Linked DNA regions of Homo sapiens: region 2 is linked to region 1. Evidence: read pairs that join two places in POLR2A ChIA-PET (ENCODE). Cell type or tissue: endothelial cell of umbilical vein. All regions are shown on one strand.

Region 1 (4,000 bases):
AAAAAATTTCCCTAGCTGTCCCTCCCCCAACCTATGTTAAGAGTACAAATTGCCAGTGGAGCAGCAGCAGAGCACTGCATTAATGGAGACCTGGGCCTGGCATCGTGCTGGGGTCTCAGAAGCACATGGCCATTCCTGTCTTCATTTCTAAAAGACTGTAAAACCATCCCAAAATTTGGCACCATGGGGACTATTGGCAATTCGAACTCGAGCTAGCTAGGGAGTCTAGGAAGCCTTGGGTGACAATTCCAAAGCTTTGGCAGTGCTGCTTAGGGAAGCTTCACATGCAAACATCTCAAATCAATTTCCCTAATGGCTAGATTCAGCATTCCCAGGTCCCTGGGGAGCAGCCAGTGTACCATAGGGCACCCCCAGGAGTGATGTCTGCACATCCCCAACAGCTGGAAAAGGGCTAGGGAGAGAGAGCTCCAGAAGGAAGGGAACAAAATACTCTGATTTTAGATATAACTATCCTAACAACTATTAATGAAACTGCTACAGTTTTGCCTAGAACTTCTATCTTTTGAAAATCTACAAGCCATAGTAGGGGGGAAAGAGGCAGTAATGGGAGTAGGATATATACACTCTATTTGGTTAACATCAGAAATGAATTAATTGTACAAAGCAAAATTTAGAAGACGCCTTGTGAACCTCAATTAGAGAGAAAGTTATGTAACTCGTGCACTCAGCACCATCTGTTAAGAAATTCTGCAGGGCACGTAACCACTGATTTACTAATTTAGTAGCTTTTCTTTTTCATCTTTATCAAAACACTGTTGCTTTCATTTTAGACAATAAAAATAACCGGAATTTAAAAATGTCTTTTCCTTGCTATTATACATTTTTGTGCTACGTTAAAAATAAAGAAAGTTGGCTATGGGCTGTAAAGTGCTGACACCATTGGTGCTGATTTCAGTTTGATGGTGGGTGGGGGCAACTCTTAGGAGTCAGAATGTCCTGAATTTCCAAGCAAACTCAGCCGCCTGGCCTGGCCATCTCAGCACTGCTCACAGCCAGCATTTGTTTTCCACATTCCCTTCCCTGTCCCCACCCCAAATATTAATACACACATCCACATATTCAGTGTCTCCCCATAGGCAAATGCTTAAATCTAAAATGGTGGCAGATATTTTTTACTAGAAGATTCTATGGCTAAAAAACAATAACCAAGGTTCTGTAATGCTGGAAAATACAGTATACAAAAGTAAGCAAATCTCATGGGAAATCATTAGCAATTCTCAGTGCAGTCAAAGAAAGTTAAGTGCTTGGAGAAATCAAGACAGATTGCAGCCCTCCACATCTACAAGGCAATTTCTTCACTCTCTCAAATTCTCTCCTGGACACTGCTTTGGGAAAACTCTACAGCAGCAGGAGGGGAGAGGGCAGGGTTCCACGGCGAGGAGGTGGCCGGTGAATGTGGCATATGGGAAGCTATAACCACAAATGCTCACAGGGAAAGAACAAAACCAGGTGGATACAGAGGGCTGGGAGGCAACGGAAGTTTCGTTTGGCTGTTTGAGTCACCTTAGGCAAAGAGAGTGACCCAGCATTTTCTCTAAATAATATAAAATACCAAGGTTGGAAAAATGATAAATTAGCGATACAGGAAATGGAGAGCAGCAAGCCAGGCCCCTAAATAATTCTGGCCCACTTATCAATATGGGTTCACGCTTGAATTCCTGACTTACTGTGTTGCAACTGCCAGGTCCCTTTGCTGCCTCCCCTGCAGGCCTGCAGGCCACGGGGCGGTTTGTATTTGCCTGGGGAAAGCTCCCTGATGTGGATGGAGATTTGCAACCAAATGTTGAAGACTGCTGCCTTTCCATTGTCAAGGAGAAGCTTATCCCAGTAGTTTCCCACCAAATCCCAAGCTGCAGTAGCTGGGAACTCTGCACCTGGCTTCAAGGAACACACATACAGTTATAGGCTGCTGCTTCTCAGAACACTGCCTGACACTTGAAAACCACTTGGAAAGGGGCAAGGAAAAACACAAAAACTGGCAGCTGGAGCTCAATTCAGGGTGGTAACCTCACCAGCTCACTCCTTTCTCAATGCAAACAGCTTACTTGCCAGGGAACACTGTGACTCATTCAGTATCATTTCCTTCATCTACTGTTGAAAATGGAAGGAATCATGGTATTGTGGCTTGCTTTTTTCATTTCCCCTAACGTGGTTTCTTGGTCACGTAAGATGAAAAATCAGGGTATCTGTTGGTGAATTTAACAGCTGCCTATTACATATGGTAAGGACTAAGCAAAAGGTTAACGGTCATGCATGATTAGGATAAATGCACAAAGGCTGGTCAGGTGGTATACAAAGTCTATTTAACTATTAAAGGAAGCAAGGGAAGAGGGTTATCTCTGCTGTGCAGGCAGTTGCCACTGGTCTCTCATTCTCTCTGCTTCTCGCAGTCCCCAAGAGCAGCCAAAATAGTAAACCATTCCAAATCTGCTTCCAAGCTGCTACTGAGCAGAAAACATGGGCTCAGAAGGACAAAGCATTCTCAGGACAGCTCTGTCTCTTGGCAGAGGGTGTTGCCACATCAGCCCCTGACCACTCACAGGTGACGCAGTGGCCTGTCTCCTGCAGCACTGGGTGGTCTGTCCTGTCCACTGTTACAAAGAGAGGACACAACAGCTGATGCCTGGAGGACCCTGAACAGGATCTTGAAAAGAATCTTCAGGGAGACTAAATGACACATATGCTATTCACTTCATATATGTGACTCTACAGCTATTTACTTATATATTTTGGACACTGGATGAAAGAGTTGGGAAAACATGAAGAAACCATTTTCCAGTTTCTTAACTACATTGGCCAAGGGCACCCTCTGTTCGTCACTGATTATAGACCTAAGACCACCAGGGAGGGGGGATTCCATGTCTGGGGTGGATGATCCTAATTACAACTCCCACACTTTTCACTAAATTAAAAGAGACCAGTGTGTTGAAAGTCCTTTAGTCTAAGGCAGCTGAGACCCCTGAAGGGTTCACTGCTCTTCTGTTTTGCTGCTATTTCTGAACTTCACCACCATGACTGTTATATTGTCAGGGCAGCCTCTGTAAAATGACTGTAAAACTATGCTCTTGGCCCCAAAGTGAGGTTCATCCAAGCGCTCCTTGATGAATCGAACTGCTTCTTCATTGCTGAAAGCATCCCAGAGACCATCTGATGCCAAGATCATGAACTCAGGCTGAAGCTTGTCCAGGTCAAAGGTCAGGATGTCTGGGTCTGGGATGACCACGTTGAGATTTTTCAGCGGATAATCCCCCAGGGACCGAGACATGGCCAGGATTCCCTGGACCCTCCAGGAGCCATTGAAACTGATGAAACCACCTAGAAAGACAGGATGAGCCCATTAGTTTGACCAGCTGATATCTCACTTACCTGGGATAGTCTAGGTACGTGCGCAACAGGGTGACCTACTTCATGTGAACTGGGCTGTGGGCACTCCCCTTAACCCCATCACTCCTGGGACCCACTGCATGGCCTGGGGTTTTATACTCTACCAGTTGATCCTCATACCCTCATCCTGGCATCTTGAAGGATTTCAATAATATATCAATAAGAGTACTGAAGGTGGCGGATACATATGGGGGAGGGCATTGGTTTTTAACTTAACACCGTGGTGGCTCAGTGATTGACAGTAGAGAGCATGAGGGTAGGGATTTGAGGAGAGTGGCAAAGGAATGCTGAAAGGCAGGTGAACAGGCACCGTATATATCATTTGGCCTGAGGCCACTCATAAGTGTGCCTATATAGGTCTCAAAACAGCTCTGTCCCCCCAAATAGGATCAAGATTAAGAAAAAGCACACACTAGTATAGTCATTAAAGGCTCAGGTCAGACTACTTGAATGTGATTCCTGGCTCTGTCTCTTCTAACCATGTCTCACTTTGGATGAGAAACTCTTTCTCTGATCCTCAGTCTCCCTGGCTACAAAATAGAGACAGTATCTATTTTATTGGGTTGTTGAGAAATGAAGGTCTTATTCCACATAA
Region 2 (4,000 bases), 100 kb before region 1:
TGTTTCTTAGATGGAGTCTCGCACTGTCACTGCAATGGCGCGACCTCGGCTCACTGCAACCTCTGCCTCCTGCATTCAAGCGATTCTCCCACGTTCAAGCAACTCTCCTGCCTCAGCCTCCCGAGTAGCTGGAATTAGAGGCACCCGCCATCAAGCCCAGGCAATTTTTGTATTTTTTGTAGAGAAAGGGTTTCACCATGTTGGTCAGCCTGGTCTTGAACTCCTAACCTCAGGTGATCCGCCCACCTATGGCTTCCCAGAGTGCTGGGATTACTGGTGTGAGCCACCGCGCCTGATGGCATTTTTAAAATAGCAGCTACAGCACACTAATAGAAGCACCTATGAGCTCTCTGTGAAAAGTTTAATTGATTATAAAACTCAGCCAGCCAAGAAATGAATCAAGATTTTAAAACTCATTTGTGGCAACATGGATGGAACTGGAGATTATTATAAGTGAAATAAGCCAGACACAGAAAGACAAATATTGCATGTTCTCACTCATATATGGGAGCTAAAAAAAGTTGATCTCATAAAAAAAAGTTGATCTCATAAAAAAAGTTGATCTCATATGATAGATGCTAGAGGCTGGGAAAAGTGGGTGGGTGGGAAGGGGAATGAAGAGAGGTGGGTTAATGGTTACAAACACACCAATAAAAAGTTTAAGTTCCATTGTCAACAGTAGAGTAGAGTGACTACAGTTAACAACAATATATTCTGTATTTCAAAGTAGCTGGAAGAGAGGACTTGAATTGTTCCCAACACATAGAAATGATAAATACTCAAAGTGATAGACATGTCAAATAAATACCCTGACTTGATCATTACACATTCTATATATATAACAAAATATCACATATTATCTTATTACCCTATAAATATGCAAAATATTATGTAGCAACTTTTAAACTTTTTTTTAAAGATTGGAAAACTCAGTATTGGAAAAGACATAGTTGAAGGGCAAGTAGTAAACAATGAATCTATGTAAATGTAAAATGAAGGATCAAAAGCTGGGGTAGTAAAAAAATATATAAACAAATACAATCAGGGAAAAGGGGTAGGACTTAGCAATGACAGCTGGCATTTATTTGGTGTTCATTACATTGTCGGTACTGTTGTGTTACAAGAAAAACCTGGGGTGGGAGGGGTGGGGTGGGGTGGGGTGGGGTGGTGGGAAATAGTTGAGAGACCAAAGAATGACTTGGACAAGTCCGGCTTGGTAAGCAGATGAGTTAATCAGGACTTACACACAGGGCATTCCTGGGCAGCAGCAGGACAACTACAAGATCTACCCCACTGCTCTTCTCTAAACTGCTTTTAAGTTAATTTTCTGGCTCTTTGTCCACTATTATGTTTCCAGCTATGCTCCAGGATGTTTGGGTTCTCAAGGACACCTGCCCTTCTGCTGAGCACCAAGACCTTGGCTCATTGCCTAGCCTTCAGGATTCAAGCAGTAGACATAAACCTTTAACTAACCTGGTGGGGTCCTGCCACACTACATTTCCATATAGTAACTCATTCAATTTCACAACAACTCTTTGGGGGTAGTTACTGTTTTATCCTCATTTTACAGAAGAGAAAATAGAGACATAAAAATAGGTAATTTGCTTGTAATAAATAGGTAGTACATTGCTTATGATAAATAGGTAGTACATTGAAGAGCAAAGCCTTAAATGAAGGTGTTAGAATCTACAGTCTTAGCAACTATACCAAGATGCTTTCCACTAGGGGGACCAACTGTACTGGTTTTAGTGCAAAAATTCCCAAATCCCAAGGTACTCCTCACTCCTAGGCAAACTGGGATTGTTGGTCACCCTACCTCCCAGTATTAATCCTATTATCTTTCATAGCAGCAAAGCATTCAATGCTAAAATTAAAATGTAATTTTAAAAAACAGTAATGAACATAATGACTCCAAATCCTTAATAGTTTTTATAATCTTTTGTGTTAACCTTAGGAGATCTAAGACACAATCTCTCTTAATGGTAAAGAAGCATTTACCCAAAGTAGACAAATTTTTTCATTTTTAAATTCTGTGTTTCAGAGGATTTATTTATTTATTTATTTATTAGTTTTTTCAAAATTATTGTCTTTTGTGATGAAAAGTGCTTCCCATGCATTGGAAGGGGAAGTTTTAGAAGCCAAAGCTCCCCAAATAGATTGTAGGCTCCGGTTAGAAGGACGTAGCTATCTGAGGAGAAGCAGCAGCAACAGTTTAGAGTGAGCTCACTGGCCTGGGGATGGGCCAGAACCAAGAGCTCACAGATCAGGAGGCACTGAGGACAGGAAAGATGAGTCAGAAGCTTGGCTGGGTGAGATTTCAGATTTGCCAACAGAGCAAGTCCCTCATCTCAACTATTGACCTCTGGAGGAAAGTAGTTGCCCCCTTTGTGTGTCTGGGGAAAAACAATTTATTCAAGAGTCACAAAGTAAGGAAGTGGCCAATACTGTGCTTGGACAGAGAAAAAGTCCTACTAATTGTGACCAAGCTTAAAAAGTTGTAGATGTTAAAAAAAATTAAATCAAATAACATTTGCATGGTCTCTAGTAATGTACCTTGAATATAGGAGATCCTCAAAAAATGTTAGCTCCTTCTCCTTCAGTGGCATGGTAGGCCCCTTGGTGTTTGTAACAGTGCTTTGCAATTGGTAACGGCTCACTAAGAACATATTCCATGACTGTGAATGGGGCTGATGGTCATGACCAGATCATCCAGGAGATGACAATTGTACAAAACAATTTCCAGATTTATAGGACTGTCTTTCTCTATATCATAATCCCCTTTCAGCATCCCTTGAGTCCAATTTCTGTCTTCACCATCTTCTAGAGAACTGGGACCCTATTGTTTTATGGAATTTTCCAAACAGTAGTCCATGGGGCCTCTTCTTTTAATAGCATTTCAATGCTAGATTTCAGATTTGTTTCTCTTACACTGGACCCACACAGCACCTCTTTTTGCACACCAACTCTATCCCTAAGTGGACTGTTCCTCATCCTGCTCTGAGGGACCAGCCGTGTCACCCCATCACACACAGCTTGGACCTAGCAGAGGAATCCATCCTAACTATTGGACTGTGGGCTAGCAGCCCTCCAGAGCTGACAGAAAGCATTTTTTTAAAAACTAAAAATAACCAACTTGACCCAGCAATCCCATTACTGGGTATACACCCAAAGGAATATAAATCATTCTATTATAAAGATACATGCACATGTATGTTTATTGCAGCACTATTCACAATAGCAAAGGCAAAGACATGGAACCAACCCAAATGCCTATCAATGATAGACTGGATAAATAAAATGTGGTACATATACACCATAGAATACTATGGAGCCGTAAAAAGGAATGGGATCATATCCTTTGCAGAGACATGAAGCTGGAAGCCATCATCCTCAGCAAACTAACACAGGAACAGAAAACCAAATACTGCATGTTCTCACTCATAAGTGGGAGCTGAACAATGAGATCACATGGACACAGGGAGGGGAACAACACATACCAGGGCTTGTTGGTGGGGTGAGGGGAGGGAGAGCGTCAGAATGCATGTAGGGCTTAATACCTAGGTGACAGGTTGATAGGTGCAGCAAACCACCATAGTACATGCTCACCTATGTAACAAACCTGCATGTTCTGCCACATGTATCCCGGAACTTAAAGTAAAATAAAAATTTTTAAAAATAACAAACTTAACACTTCCCCATCTTCATATTCTTCTTCCTTCCTCCACTTAAAAATTAACTATTTAAAATTAACTATTTAAAAACCATGCTGCATTTTACTAGAAGTATTTAACATTTTGCCAACATTTTAAACTCTGATTATTATTCACACATTCCACAGCAAAGCTATACTATCTTTGTTAAATATAATGGTTATTTGTGTCCACTCATTTTCATGGCTTTTCTCCTAATTCAGACCATTAATACCCTTATGCGGATTCACTGATCTGCCTTGCTTCTGAAGGAGGATAGGAGCTCCAGCCCCTTCACCACATCCAATTCA

Evidence for each region. Peaks named below come from ENCODE experiments on the same cell type or tissue, not always from the same donor. Only the 100,000 strongest peaks of a DNase experiment are listed, where the experiment ranks them.
Region 2: POLR2A ChIA-PET joins it to region 1 with 5 read pairs; 2 of 35 experiments call an interaction of 5 or more read pairs at or near these places.

The regions. Positions count from the first base shown.
Region 1 is chr3:161,068,147-161,072,146 of GRCh38, reverse strand. It overlaps PPM1L (protein phosphatase, Mg2+/Mn2+ dependent 1L), which reads right to left. Exons shown (of 4, transcript NM_139245.4): 4 at 1-3,336. The coding sequence ends at 2,990. Among named protein-coding and RNA genes, the nearest start is that of B3GALNT1, 35 kb to the left of the region's middle. RefSeq lists an enhancer at 2,402-2,451. In endothelial cell of umbilical vein, no CTCF peak of the experiment used is centred here; a DNase peak (open chromatin) is centred at 2,106; H3K27ac peaks cover 2,274 bases.
Region 2 is chr3:161,169,579-161,173,578 of GRCh38, reverse strand. All of the region lies in intron 1 of LOC124906300 (a long non-coding RNA gene), which reads right to left. It overlaps LOC105374186 (a long non-coding RNA gene), which reads left to right. Exons shown (of 5, transcript XR_007096149.1): 5 at 11-91. Among named protein-coding and RNA genes, the nearest start is that of NMD3, 50 kb to the left of the region's middle. In endothelial cell of umbilical vein, CTCF peaks have their summits at 1,524 and 1,732 (motif pointing right); DNase peaks (open chromatin) are centred at 1,678, 1,808 and 2,288.